2 separate regions of the Homo sapiens genome follow, and region 2 is linked to region 1. Evidence: chromatin loops called from intact Hi-C (ENCODE). Cell type or tissue: IMR-90. All regions are shown on one strand.

Region 1 (2,500 bases):
GATCAGAGATGCGTGCCACTATGCTCAGCTAATTTTTTGTGTTTTTGGTAGAAATGGGGTCTCACCATGTTGTCCAGGCTCTGGTATCAAACTCCTGAGCTTAAGCGATCTGCCTGCCTTAGCCTCCCAAAGTGCTGGGATTACAGGCGTGAGCCACTGCACCTGGCCTACCCATGTATGATTCTGTTATACCATTGGTCATTTCAAAACTAAGGCAGATCTTCTCATATAACTTTCATCACTGTCACTCTGATCTCATCAGGAAAGTCTTTAAGTATTGGCGAAGCTGGCAAGATTATGTGGCAGATGCAAAAAGTCTTCCAAAATGCTTGAAAGCTCAAATTTCATCATTGGCAATAAGTACTGTCAATTGTTTTCCTCAAAGAAACAGGCTCAACTTTGTTCATTTTTAATGTCTGCCAGATACCCAAGTCAGAATAACTACAGTTTGTGAATTGTTCTTTCAAGTAAAAATGGTAGTCCATGAAAAAAAAGCTAGCTCAGCTTGCAACTCAATTACACAAGTGCTTTTCTTCTAGACAGCCATTGTACTTAAGTGTGCAGTGGACTGCTTCCTGGGTACTTCCCATTTTATCACAAAGAACATCAAAAAGACCCATGCTCAAGGGTCAAGATTTAATGAACGTAATAATTCTGACTGCTTGCTTCATTAACGACAATCATAAAGGAAACGCTTAAAAAAAAATAACGTGTGGTAGTGAAGAATGCAGTGACTACTAGTTTCATTTGCTGTCACTGCTTTGGTTAGTGCGAAGGCGCCAGCAGTTTCCCCATAATTGCTTTTGCACCATCAGTGCAAATGTCAGCACAGTGAAAAGACAATGTCTTTGTGTTATTCTAAAAATAGTTCTGACCTCTGAGAGGGTCTTGGGGACTCCCAGGAATCTAGTAAACACACTTTGAGAACCCTTGATAGAGGTGCCTTGGGCCTCCCTCCCAGCATTGTCGTTTTAGTGCCAGGCATTAACATGTTTGTATTTCACGACGATTTAGTAATACAATCTGGACTATCTCTTTATGAGACGGGCAATGTTGTCATGATTCTAGGTAGAAGAACGGAGAGTCCACAGTGCAGGCAGTTATTCAGTATTCATCTAAGAGTCTTCAGCTCCTCCGGTGTGCTGGTCCCTATGAGATGCTGAAGCACAACCTCCCTCCATCCTTGCTCATCCAAGTATTTTCCTGCTTTTGAGGCACGGCTTAAACGCTTTCCATGGTCCTCTGAGTAGGAAGTGATTTCGTTTGTGCTTCGTATAGGACTTACTATATTGCATGCTCAAGTTTTTTGTTTGCTTCTTGTCAATCCCTTCATTGCTTAAGACCAAAATGAGGTACTATTTTTCCTGTAATCTACGTGTAGTCCAAAAAAGGCGGGCTGTTTTGTAAATATTTGTCTCTATGTAAGGAAATCAAAACTGAAAGCGGAGTAACACCAAGTATGCCCGTTTCTTGAGCTCAAGCACTGGAAGGATCAAAAGTAGCGAACGTGGTTTACTGCCGCGGTCTTGTTCCTGCTCACTGCCGCCTCTGGGGGCCCCATATTCAACAAATATTCAAATTGGAGCTGGAGTTCTGAGCGGCTGGGTACTGTGTATTCCAGCGGTGGGTGTCTGTACGTAGTTAGAACCTGGCAAGAGAGCACTCTCGAGGAGCCCGCAGGCGGGGCTCGGCCGGGGACCAGCAGGGCTTGTCGGCGCCCAGGCTCTGCCCCCTACCCGACCCTGCCTGCCGCTTGCCGCCTGCCTTTGGCTAGGGCCGCCGAGCGCCCTGCCCATTTAAGTAGGCGGGCCGTACCACCGCAACTTTCTTGACAGGGGGTATCCCGGCGGACTCGGACAACTTCAAGTGAGCCCAGAGGCAATTTCTTTTCCTTTCTAACTGTGGCCCGCGTTGTGCTGTTGCTGGGCAGGCGTTGGGCGCCGGCGGTCTTCGAGCGTGGGGGCCCGCTGGCTTTCCCTTCTCAGAAACTGCGCCGGGGGCGCTCGCTTGCCCCGGATTCGGACGCGGCGCTCCCCGGGCTCGTCTGAAGTGCAGATCGCCGCAGAGGCCCCAGTGCCCGGATGTCCATCAGGATTAGCGCGAGCCAATACGGGCCGAGCCCGGGGCTGCGCCGAGGACGCCCGGGGCTCGAGAGCAGGTAGTCCCGTAACATCGGGGCGCCGCGCCGGGACGCGTCCCCGCCCGGCTCCGCCAAATGGTGAGCGCGGCGCTGGCAGCAGGGCCCGCGGGGTGAAGGCGCTCATGGACGGAAGACCCCTGGCTCTATAAGCTGAATTATGGCAGCCCAGTCAAGGTAAGCCGTGCACCGGAGAAACTTTTCAAACGCGTTCGTGGCGAGGGGAGCTGAAGGTTGCGGGGGAGGGCAGGGTGCGGGGAAGGAGACGGACAGGAAGCAGCTTTGTCATTGCCTTCTCATCATTCCCGAGGCTGTGGCTTGACTAAATGTCAGATAAAAAGCAGTTTGGAGAACATGCTGGAC
Region 2 (2,500 bases), 230 kb after region 1:
CTAAAGTTTATAAAGTTTATAAAGTAAAATAATTACAGTAAGCTAGGGTTGGTTTATTACCAGAGAAAGAATAAATATTTGAATAAATAAATATATTTTATTTATAGTGTAGCCTGACTGTACAGTGTTTGTAAAGTCTACATAGTGTACAGTAATGTCCTAGGCCTTCACATTCACTCACCACTCACTCCCTGACTCACCCAGAGCAACTTCCAGTCCTGCATGCTCCATTGAGGGTAAGTGCCCTATACAAGTATCATTTTTTATCTTTTATACCGTATTTTTAGTGTACCTTTCCTACGTTTAGGTACACAAATACCACCGTATTCTAGTTGCCTACAGTATTCAGTCCAGTAACATGCCATGTGGGTTTGTAGCCTAGGAGCAGTAGGCTAGACCATATAGCCTAGGTGTGTAGTAGGCTATACCATCTAGGCTTGTATAAGCACATTCCCTGATGTTCACAAGACAAAGTGATGCATTTCTCAGAATCTTGTTAAGTAACACATGGCTGTATTTGAGGTGCCAAATGAAGAAAGTATAAAAATATCCCTTTGTCATCATTTGAGATGAATTGAATAAACTACACTTTGGGGGGCAGGGTGGAGAAAAAGCATAATTGTTATCATTTAATCGTCACCTAGCATGATCTCTATAGCTAATCAAGCATTGAAAATTATCCTCTATATTTCATATTTAAATATGACCTGCTGAATTGAATATGGAGAGGTGTGATAAAATGCAGAATATCTCTCAAACCCTATCAGCTCCTAATACAACCCGAGGGGTAAACAGGACCTTTCAATGACTTGGCACCAGAAGGATTAGGCCAAAACACAAGTCTTTGGGATGAGAGCGGAGAGGTTGCGGGCCGCGGGGCGGGTCGGTGGGGAGGAGGGTGCGGGGGAAGGGGGAATCGAAGGCGCCATTGGAAACGTTGTAAAATGCTTGGAGCGCCCTCTGCTGGAATATATTGGTAAAACAGCAGTAGTGACGAAGCGCTCTGCCTCCAAGTTGGTAGAAATAGAAACCAAAAAAAGCGAATGAAATGGCTCTTTCTTAAAGTAAGCCTTGACACGAGGTTCAAACAACAGTAGCCTTTCTTCTAGAGTTTTATGTAAGATTTGTCACTTTTCCTTCTACCTTAAAATATCTGCCTTATACCAGGAAAAAGTATGAATTTGATTTCTTTTTCCTTTTCCTTTTTTTTTTTTTTTTGAGACGGAGTCTCGCTCTGTAGCCCAGGCTGGAGTGCAGTGGGGCGATCTCGGCTCACCGCAACCTCCGCCTCCCAGGTTCAAGTGATTCTCCTGCCTCAGCCTCCTGAGTAGCTGGGACTACAGGGGCGCACCACCATGCCCGGCAAATTTTTGTATTTTTGGTAGAGACGGGATTTCACTATGTTGGCCACACTGGTCTTGAACTCCTGACCTTATGATCTGCCCGCCTCGGCCTTCCAAAGTGCTGAGATTGCAGGCGTGAGCCACTGTGCCGGCCTATGAATTTGATTTCTTAATAGACACCTTAAGGGAGGCAACCTCAAGGAAGGGCATAACATCACTTTAGAACACTAAGGACTGAAAATTTCATTACAGCCCAGACTTTTATTCATTGCGTACCTTTTGAAAAGTCATTTAATTTATCTGTACTGTGTCTTTTTTTTTTTTTTTTTTTTAGATGGAGTCTCACTCTGTCACCCAGGCTGGAGTGCAGTGACACAATCTCAGCTCACTGCAAACTCTACCTCCCGGGTTCAAGCGTTTCTCCTGCCTCAGCCTCCCAAGTAGCTGGGATTACAGGCGTGCACCACCAAGCCCGGCTAATTTTGTATTTTTAGTAGAGACGGGGTTTCTCTATGTTGGTCAGGCTGGTCTCGAACTCCTGACCTCAGGTGAGCCACTCGCTTCGGTCTCCCAAAGTGCTGAGATTACAGGCGCGAGCCACGGCACCTAGTCTGTATTGTGTCTAAAATGAAGATGACAATAACAATCTCAAACACTTTGACAGCGGGAAGTTTCACAACAGATGTGAAACAAAATTCCTAAGTGCCACATGTCCTTCCCATAGCTAAAAATCCCAGAACTGGCCAGCAGCCATGTTCCCAGATGAACACCGTATTGAGTCCCAGTCACTGTGTCAGGCCTGAGAATATGGTTCTCATCCTCCCAGAACTCCCAATCCAACTGTCTGCTGGGGAAGACACTATAATAATGCAAATAACAGCAATAAAACACGGAAAGAAGAATGTATTGGAAGATTATAAGGACACATACTTTTCTAGATAATCAGAGAAGTCTTCAAAGAAAAGCTGTATTTGAGCTGGGTCTTAAATAAATAATGAGATACTTGCCAATACAATGCATATTTTTTTCCTTAAAATTGTTTAACTGTTATCAGTAGAAACTAAAAACAAAACAAAACAAAATGTGTTTTTTCAACATAATAAATAACAGAAAATTAGCCTAGTTCTAGTTTATTTCACTGGAAGTCTTAACAAACA

What was found. Hi-C counts contacts between places; a loop is a spot of excess contacts. Peaks named below come from ENCODE experiments on the same cell type or tissue, not always from the same donor. Only the 100,000 strongest peaks of a DNase experiment are listed, where the experiment ranks them.
Region 2: it touches region 1 in a loop (7-fold over the local background); 19 of 110 quality-filtered maps call a loop at or near these places.

What each region holds. Positions count from the first base shown.
Region 1 is chr4:87,005,111-87,007,610 of GRCh38, forward strand. All of the region lies in intron 2 of AFF1 (ALF transcription elongation factor 1), which reads left to right. Among named protein-coding and RNA genes, the nearest start is that of AFF1, 71 kb to the left of the region's middle. RefSeq lists enhancers at 906-955, 1,326-1,475, 1,946-2,025 and a silencer at 1,706-1,815. In IMR-90, CTCF peaks have their summits at 1,546 and 1,978; DNase peaks (open chromatin) are centred at 1,511, 1,661 and 2,071; H3K4me3 peaks cover 1,801 bases; H3K27ac peaks cover 2,050 bases.
Region 2 is chr4:87,235,009-87,237,508 of GRCh38, forward strand. It overlaps a transcript of KLHL8 not described here. Among named protein-coding and RNA genes, the nearest start is that of KLHL8, 16 kb to the left of the region's middle. RefSeq lists enhancers at 705-814, 789-1,083 and a silencer at 905-1,004. In IMR-90, a CTCF peak has its summit at 973 (motif pointing left); DNase peaks (open chromatin) are centred at 203 and 973; H3K4me3 peaks cover 456 bases; H3K27ac peaks cover 165 bases.